Regions from separate parts of the Mus musculus genome. Here region 2 is linked to region 1. A link is a loop called in an ENCODE intact Hi-C map of the cell type or tissue named here. Cell type or tissue: heart. All regions are shown on one strand. Each heading gives the region's core, and the rest is flanking DNA. Links, peaks and the distances in the headings are about the cores only. Region 1 holds the start of Gk5 (glycerol kinase 5 (putative)). Region 2 holds the start of Tfdp2 (transcription factor Dp 2).

Region 1 (4,384 bases), core at 385-4,384:
AGGAGTGTGAGGATTGGGAGAACAGGTAGGCGTGCTGTGAAATGCTGCCTCTTGGACCTGGCATGGCTTTTGCCCCTATGACCTCACTGCGGCTGGCGATTGACTTGCACAACATCAAGTTAATAGTCCAGCGGCAGCACTAATTGGATTGGACCCACTGGGTTGGGGAGGGCAGTGGGGACATGTTTCAAGGTGTCCAGGGGAAGTAGGAAGGGAAGATTGAGGGTGAATACGACCAAGATAAATTGTTGGAGGTGGAGAGTTGGCTCAGAGGCTAAGAGTCCTTATTGCCTGTGCAGAGGTCCTGGGTTCTATTCCCAGCACTCCCATGGCAGTTGACAACCATCTATAACTCCAGTCCCAGAGGCTTTGATGCCCTCGTCTGACCTCCCAGAGCACCAGGCACACATGTGATGTACATATATACATACAGGCAAAACATTCATACACTTAAGAATGTTTTAAAAGATACATTGTATGTATTTATGAGGTTAACAAAGAATAAATGATATTCTAAAAAACAAACAAACAAGCAAAAAAACAAGTTTTCTTCAGGTGACAGCATTTGTCAAGGTTTCAAATTTGTTTGAAATTGGAAAACTGTGCTTGACCTGTTGGCGCATTGCTATAATTCCAATGTGAGGCGAAGTCAGGAGGAGTGGCTTGAGTTCTAGGCCAGCCTCTGGTACACTCAGACTCTGTCTCAAGAGAAATAAAACAAAAATGAGAAACTTTTTAAAAACTCTAGACTAAGTATTTTTTAAGATCTGCTCTTTCACACTTTAGAAACTGCTGATGTTTGACCTTACGAAAATGATCACAAAGTCGCAGAGTATAAAACCCCCAAGAAATACCTCTGTGAGAAGTACACCAACTGTTAACACTGCCTACACTGAACTTTTCTTAGTTGTAAGCAGGGAAACTAATGGCTAACTGTATGAATAAGCTTGACTAGGTTACTTGTACATTGCTGTGGGAGGTGTAGTTTAGATGTGATTGACATTTAAATCTGTATCCCCAGTAAAGATATCACACACACACACACACACACACACACACACACACACACATGACTGAGCTTCCCCCGATTAGTTGAACACCAGGCAAGCTTTGGAAAAGGGCAAAGGCAAGCTTCGGGAAGGAGGAAATCAAAACTGTAAGCATGGAAGTGTGCCTTCTTTTCCAGGCTGCCAGCAGGCCCTACAAGTTTCTAAGCTTGCCTGGACCTACAACCAATTCTTTAAAGTTTCTTTCCCTCAGGAACTGGGAGAGATAGCTCCGTAGGTAATGTGCTTGCCAGTCAAACATGAGGACCAGAGTTTGGTGCCTATTCACGACAAGAGCATATAGAATCCTAGGGAGCCTTTGGTCCTAGTAAGAGATTGCCTTGAGGAACAAGGTCAAACTTCAGTTGTGGCTCTCAGGTTCTGGCTCTGCCTTCCCTCTGGTATTTGTACAGTTTCAGTTTCTCAAGAGAATCGGACAGCATAGGACTATTAGTCATGCATACAACGCTGGAAAGTCTCTCTCTCTCTCTCTTTCTCTCTCTCTCACACACACACACATTCATGCATGACCAATTGGTCACCAACGATATAGGGCAGACCTGTGCCAGATGGTGCAAATAGGCATTGCTGTGTAGAGACAGACTATTAAGAGAAGCCACAAACAAACAAAAATAAATATGGTGTTCACAGTCAAGCTTCAAGTGACAACCCAAATCCAACTTGGCAAATCTCTGGGAAGCAAGTAGGCTAACAGAGTAATATAAACAAGAAAATATTCCTTTAAGCTGATAAGCTACCCACAAAACATTCTCACGAAATTTAAACTTTGTGTCGCGGCAAAGGCCCTTTAGTGCCATACAAAACTTGGACATCTATTCATCGTTGTGTAATACATGCAAGCTTTTCTGGGAAGACTTCATGAGGAACCTCCTATACTTTTGAATGTCTTCCCACGGACTGGAAAGATGGCTCACTGGTTAAGAGCACTAGTTGCTCTTGCTGAAGACCGGGGTTTGGTTATCATTGCCTACATGGAAGCTTGCAATCGTCGGAGGTCCTCTTCTGACTTCTACATGCATCAGGCACATGTGGCTCACACACATAAATACAGGCAAAAAACTAAGTGAACATGAAAAAAAGTTTAAAATTTTTTCATCTCACTTGATTTTTCCTAACAGATATTCGTAAAAAAGTAATCTGGGCTAGAAGGGAACTAAAAAGTTTCAAAGTAACGGTCGCTGAACGGTGACATCCAGTACAGCGCTGCGGTAAACGCCATCTTTGCCAAATTCCCACGAGCTGCTCGGCGCGCTGCCCTGACGTCACGGTGCTAGGGGCGGAGCGTGGGGTAGCAAGGCTTCCCGAAGGGGCTGAACGAGGCGGGGCGGGGTCTTGTGAAGGGGCGGAGCCTAACTCGTCGAGGGGCGGGACAGGGCGCGGTGTAGGAGGGGCGGGGCCGCGAGCTCTCCGCCCGGGGTCTGGCGTTTATAGCTCCGCGCTGGCCGGCCCGTGGCGACTGCAGTGTTCGGGGTCGCGATGTCAGGGCAGCAGGAGCGTGCAGAGCGGCAGCGAGAGGAACTGAGCGCGTCGGCCTCGCCGCCCTCCCGCTTCGTGCTGGGGCTGGACGTGGGCAGCACGGTGATCCGCTGCCACGTCTATGACCAGACGGCGCGAGTGCGAGGCTCCAGCGCGCAGAAGGTGACTAGGCGCGGCGGGAGGGTCTCGGGATCTGACTGCACCCTAGCTCTTCCTGCACCTCTGGGGGGCTCGGGCCGGCGTGGCCCGGTGTCTGTCTCTCGCTTCCTGTCCCGCGGGACTCAGCGCTCTAGCTTTACCTGGGTGGAACCGAGGTGACTCTCGGGGCAGCGCGGGCAGATTGTGTATATGTGGACAGAAGGTGGTTAGTGATTTGCGTGGTTTTTCTGCACTTCCTCGTCGACCTTTTATGCCTTTTAGCTCTTCAGATTTTGATGGAATATAAAACTGTGGGTTTTTTTTTTTCGGTTGTGTTATTTAAACAATTCGTTGCATTTATTATTTGTGTATCTGTGTGTGCTCGCGTGCTATATGGCACACATTTAGGAGTCAGAGGACAACTTTCTTGGGCATCGGTTTTCTCCTTCCACCATGTTGGCCCGGTCCCTAGGATTGAACTCAGGTCTTCAGGCTTGGCAGAAGTACTTTTACCGCCAAGCCACCTTACTGGTTGCGTTCGTAAAAGTGCTAGGTCCTCACATTAACATTTAACTTCCATGGATATTGGAGACACTGAGCACATTTTGAAAGCTTTGTTATCCTTATTTCTTTCCATCTTTGAGAATTCATTAAAAAGTATCTTCTGGCTTGAGAAGCCTGCCAAAGCATTGGTTGGTCTTTGTTAGCAAAGCCTTAAACCTCAGATGATACTAGTTAACAGCCAACCCCCATTTTAATAAAGCGCTAATTTCTATACAGTGGTCAATGCAGTTGATTGAGTGTAGTGTTCTTATTTACTCCTTTAAATACTAGCATTTTCTAATGTTTAAAATATTAGCGAAGGGATATGAGAGCCATTTAACTTCTTCCTTACAGCACTGGGCTCCCCCCTTTTTTCCCTGTGCTATCCTACATCGACTAGGGTAAAAGTTAAGTAGTGACTGCCTTAAGAATTTACTTTGAGGAAATAGACTAGACGTTCCCTTCAGGGATCTGAGCTAGGAGGTGAGTTGCAGCAACTGCGCTGCTCGCTCTCTCTCTGGCCAGCTGTGTCGGAACACTGCCCACCCACTCAGTCCATCCCTGTCCCAACCTTTAAGGACAGGTCTAAGGCACATACTGAGCTCTTGTCGTATTGCAAGTCTTTATCACAAACACAACGATACTTCTTAGTTTTTCTTACAATTCTAGTCACAAAGTACTTTTGCTGAAACGGTGCATTTTAAATTTTTTTTTTTTAATTAAGGAATGAGAGTTTGGTTCAGGAAGGAGATGGCTCAGCAGGTAAAGAGGACTTCCCAGTCCTCCCTCCTAAGCTTGGATCCCTGAGATGGACAGGGAGAAAGGAGAGCATAGGTTGCCCTCTGTCCTCGGCACTTTAAACTGGCACAAGTGTGCTCCCTACCCTGAAGTAAATATGAAATTTGATAAATTTTTAAGAAGTTGGTAGGCAATACAGCTGCATAGTTGTTGCACAATTTAAGGAAATTTGATTTTTAGAAAGTATTGGGGTTTGGTGGTACATACCTTTAATTCCAGGGCCTGGGAGATAGAGGCAGATGGGTCTCTGAGTTCAAGGCCAGCCTGCCTGGTCTACCGATGGAGCTCTGGCTATGTAAAGAACTGTGGAGACGATGCCTGGGAACTGATGGGAAGAACACTGTCTTTGGGATGCTAAGCAT
Region 2 (4,388 bases), core at 299-4,298, 77 kb after region 1:
TTTGTCTTCAAGTTTTCATTTTAGAAAGAAATTAAGGGAATATGGTAAGATGAATCAGAGGGTAAAGCCGTTTGTTTCCAAACCTGAAAACATTATGTTAATCCTCAAGACCCACACAGTAGAAGACAAGCATCAATTCCTGCAAGTTGTCCTTTGATCTCTACACTTTTATATCCCCACCCCCACCCCATTCTAGCATGGGCATGTAGTGTTTAGTTGACAAGTAATGAGATTTTGGGCATTCCTTTCTCCACATTAACCCAAACATTTAATGTGCCAGCCTCTCTTGTGGCTACACATGTTGAGGGGCTTCATAATTTTTCACTACTGGATTGAAGTAAAGACTTATTTCTGTCATGCTGACTTTTTATCCTTAATGCTAGGATTGCTAATTTGTTTGTTTGTTTGTTTGTTTTGAGACAGGGCTTCTCTGTGTATCCTTGGCTGTCCTGGAACCCACTTTGTAGGCTAGGTTGGCCTGAAACTCAGAGGTCTACCTACCTCTGCTTCCCAAGTGCTGGGACTAACGGTGCTCACCACGATTACCTAGCATGCTAAGTATTTATTAAATAAGCTTAACACAATACCTTAACAACGTTTCCTGCGGAAATTAAATAAATCCACATTCACTTGTCAGTGCAAAAGGCAATCATTCAGTTGAGACTTTTGGATTACTGTATGTTTGGAATTTTGGGATTTTACCCATAACAATTGTCTAGAAATAGTCTCCAAATCTTCCAAAGAGAAAGCCAAGGGTGTTTGCTCTTGGCTTCCTCACCTCATTATGCATTTTTTCTGTCTGCTTGCCTTAGTTTCTACCTATGTACATCATCATTTTTTGAGAAAGGATCTCACTGTTATCTATCTATCTATCTATCTATCTATCTATCTATCTATCTAATGTTTTTGAGAAAGGATCTCATGTAGACTCAGTTGGTCTAAACTCCCGACTCTGCCACCCAGACCATGAGCTGACACTCTGGGGCTGGTATTTACATCAATAGCCCCCTCTCAGAGTTGTTTCCCTTATCACACCACTGAATTTTTTTTTAAAGAACTTTAAGAAGCATCTTTCCTACCTCACTGGAACATAAGCTCAATTATGCCAAGAATTTTTGTCTCTTTTGTACACACAGCCCTAGCATCATAAATAGTATTTGGCTCATAGAGCTATGAGGAAATTAAAATGAAAAAGATCAAAGTATTTTAAAGTCGGATTTTCTTATCTTACTTCCAAACGTCCACATTAGCTACAGTTCATACAGGATCCATGCACTTGAAAGGGGGAAACACCTTTTTTTGGAGGGGTGGGGGCAGGGTCAAAGTGTCTAGCCCTGGCTGGCTCAGAACTCACTGTGTTGACTAGGCTGGCCTTAGACTTAAAGAGATATGCTAGTGTCTGCCTCAGGAGTGCTGGGGTTAAAGACATGAGCCACTAAGCCAACCTGAATTTCTTAATAAATGACTGGGTATTTGAGAGTGTGTGCCTCCAACTTTTTCGGTTCAACTTCGAAATTAAGGCATCTGGCCTTAATTTATTGCTACACTTTCCCAGGAATTGAAGCATGACCAACCTCCACAGTGGTCCACGTGTGGCCTCAGGGTCACTTATCCCTCTGCCTTCCGAGTGTTCCTGGAGCAGTGGCCCATCAGAGGTCTATGGTCCAGATGTAAGGACCTAGTTCCGGTTTCTTTCCGAGAGATGGGATGGAAAAGAGAACCATACTTTAGAGCTGAGAGAAGCGAGGTGGTGGGTGGAGGTGAGGAGAGGGGCTGATGTGGTGGAGGGGGAAGGGCGAGCCTGGCTGCCCTCTAGGTGGCAGGGGTCCAGCGGCAGGCAGAGCCTCAGGGCGGCCCCTAGCGGAGAGTGGCTTTGGAGGTCAAAAGACCAGGGCAGGCTCCCGCAAGCCCGCCGCCCACCTCCGCCTCTGGCCCTGGGGGCGAGCCTGGGGGCGGGTTTTGTTTACTCCCTACACGCACTGCGGCCCGGCCAATCCGTGGAGAGCGTCGGCGCGCGTCATGCCAGCCGAGGGCCAATCGGCGCTCACCGTGCTGCTCCGCCGCCAAAGCGAGCGCGGGGGAAGCGGCGCCGCCGCGGCCGTGTCGCTGAGGGCGGACGGCGTCGGGCGCGCTGGGCTGTGCGGCCGTCGCTGCCTGGCACGCGGGGCGCGCCTTGACCCTTCCTGCACTGCAGGCTTCCGACGCGCGCGAAGACCGCGGCTGCGCGGCCGGGAGCTTGCTCCGAGCGGACCTGGCTCTGCCTGAGGAGCGGCGGCTCGCGAAGAAGCGTCTCCCCGGGAGTGGGCCGAGGGCTGTGTGGACCGGCGGCGGCCCCTCTGCACCAAGCTGCGGTAAGGTCCCGGAAAGGGCGCGGGCCTGCGCGCCAGGGGCCTTTGGACCGGGCGTGGCCCCCCGCCGGCCGGCTCTCCCCTGCCCTGTCCCGGGAGTCTCAGCTTGTCCTCAGGATTTCTCTGCAGCGGGGCCAAGCAACCCTGGAATACCTGATGAGGCTCCGGAGCCCGCGGGCTCGCCATCACCCGGGATCAGGAAGGGCAAGGGCTGACTTGGGCTTCTCACTCAGATCTTCTGACTTTCCCTCCTCCCTTCGTGATCCACCATCCTCCAGTCTGTTTCTGCGGGGTGCTTTTGCAGAGTTCCAAAGCTCTCCCTACCTGGAAGACCCCCAGGTTCCCCCAAGAGAACTTTTCCTTTCAAGTAGAGGTTACTTTCTCGGCCCAAGTTCTGGGAGGAATTCTGCACAAGGCCCTGGTTGCTGTGCACAGAGCAGCGGGAAAGTGACTGTGGGCTCCGCCGAGAGGTGGCACAGTGAAGTGCGTGGACACTCACTCGCCCGTGTTCCGGTGCTTTGTGTGGGCTCAGTTTGTTCATCTGTGAGCCACATCTGCCTATGCGAGGACGGGGAGGGTGTTGGGAGAGAGAAAAGGGCTAATCTCCGGAATGCACTTGAAACAAAGCTCACTTCTACTAAATGCATAACGTAACCCTGGATGCTGGAGGAGACTCTGGACCCCATGTTGTTTCACCTTTTCGGCTGAAATCGTTACCAGGCTTGTAGCCTGGCCTAGCAAAATGTTTACTTTGCATTCTTTTTCCATAGCATTCGTTGAAAGTACCTTTGAGCCTTTGGCGACTTCTGTCTTTCCTCCTTTCATCTCAAGGGGCTCCAACCCCTTATCCTGCCTCCTCTAGGCCAGCAGTTCTCAACCTTCCTAATGCTGTGACCTGACCCCAACCATAAAAGCATTTTGTTGCTACTTCATAACTGTAATTTTGCTACTGTTATGAATTGCAATGTAAATATTTAGGTTTTCCGATGGTCTTAGGCAAGAACGACTCCCTTTAGAAAGGGGTCATGACCCACAGGTTAGAAAACACCCCTCTACAGAGCCAGCTGCTGTGTTTCATTTGACTTAGAATTTTTCTGGGTCATTTGTTTTCTGTTCTCCTAATGGTTTGAAGTCATCGTAACTAGGCAGTATGGTTTAAGTCATTAGCCTCTTTTCCACTGTGGCAGAATTCAAAGTTGAGTATAAAATGTTTGTTTTGCATCTTGCCTCTTCCAGTCACTGATTATCTTACGATTTACTAAGGCTTTACCACTATCCCATTGCTGGAATTCATGTAAGTGTCCATTCTCAAATTGCATCAGGAGATAAAGGCGCCGGCCAGACCCCAGGTTCTGTCACGCTTGTGTACTGGCTCTGGGCAGAGTTAGTTTTAGAACATCTTGTGCCTTGGAACTAGTTTAGTGTTATGGCAGATATGGTGTCAGTAGCCAGTGCTGGCATGTGGTTGCAGAGTCAGGAATGCAGCACTTAACATTTGTTAAGAAAGTCCCGAGACTTAGTAAACCCTTCTGTTGCCTTAATTCCAGGCATAGTAAAGTAGTTTTAGTTATTCATATTACTATTTTGTGGCCGTAATTCCCTTCCCTCGCCCCTTGCGAATATGTAGTCCTTGCCGTGTGCAGGTTTTACCCTTGCAGCCAAAATTCTTAACTGACCTCCAGTACGGTTTGAGGGCTGGGGCATCAATAGCGCAGTGGTAGGGTAATTACCTAAACCTAGATTGACGCCCAGCCCCGGAAATATAAAACAGCAGTAACAAGACCTCACTTTGAAATAGGCTGTGCACTCCTTTCTTCATCTTTTAGGTTTACTTTGGTATGTGTCATGATGGCCCTCAGAAGAAACTAGATTGGGGGTTGTAAGGGTTTTAAAGATGATTAACTATAAATTGGGGCTGGCGAGATGGTTCGGTGGGTAAAGGTGCTTGTCTCCAAGTCTGCTGACCTTATCTCTGTCTGTCTCAGGGATCCACAGTGTGGATGGACAGAGCTCATCCTGAACGTTATCCTCTGACTGTTC

What was found. Hi-C counts contacts between places; a loop is a spot of excess contacts. Peaks named below come from ENCODE experiments on the same cell type or tissue, not always from the same donor. Only the 100,000 strongest peaks of a DNase experiment are listed, where the experiment ranks them.
Region 2: a loop joins it to region 1, with 4 times the contacts of the local background. A loop is called at or near these places in 4 of 42 quality-filtered maps.

What each region holds. Positions count from the first base shown.
Region 1 is chr9:96,116,908-96,121,291 of GRCm38, forward strand. It overlaps Gk5 (glycerol kinase 5 (putative)), which reads left to right and starts at 2,522. Exons shown (of 16, transcript NM_001368879.1): 1 at 2,522-2,705. The coding sequence starts at 2,544. In heart, for the core only: no CTCF peak of the experiment used is centred there; a DNase peak (open chromatin) is centred at 2,414; H3K4me3 peaks cover 1,818 bases; H3K27ac peaks cover 1,370 bases.
Region 2 is chr9:96,194,210-96,198,597 of GRCm38, forward strand. It overlaps Tfdp2 (transcription factor Dp 2), which reads left to right and starts at 2,066. Exons shown (of 13, transcript NM_001184706.1): 1 at 2,066-2,351. In heart, for the core only: CTCF peaks have their summits at 1,860 (motif pointing right) and 2,825; DNase peaks (open chromatin) are centred at 1,932, 2,842 and 3,762; H3K4me3 peaks cover 2,528 bases; H3K27ac peaks cover 1,990 bases.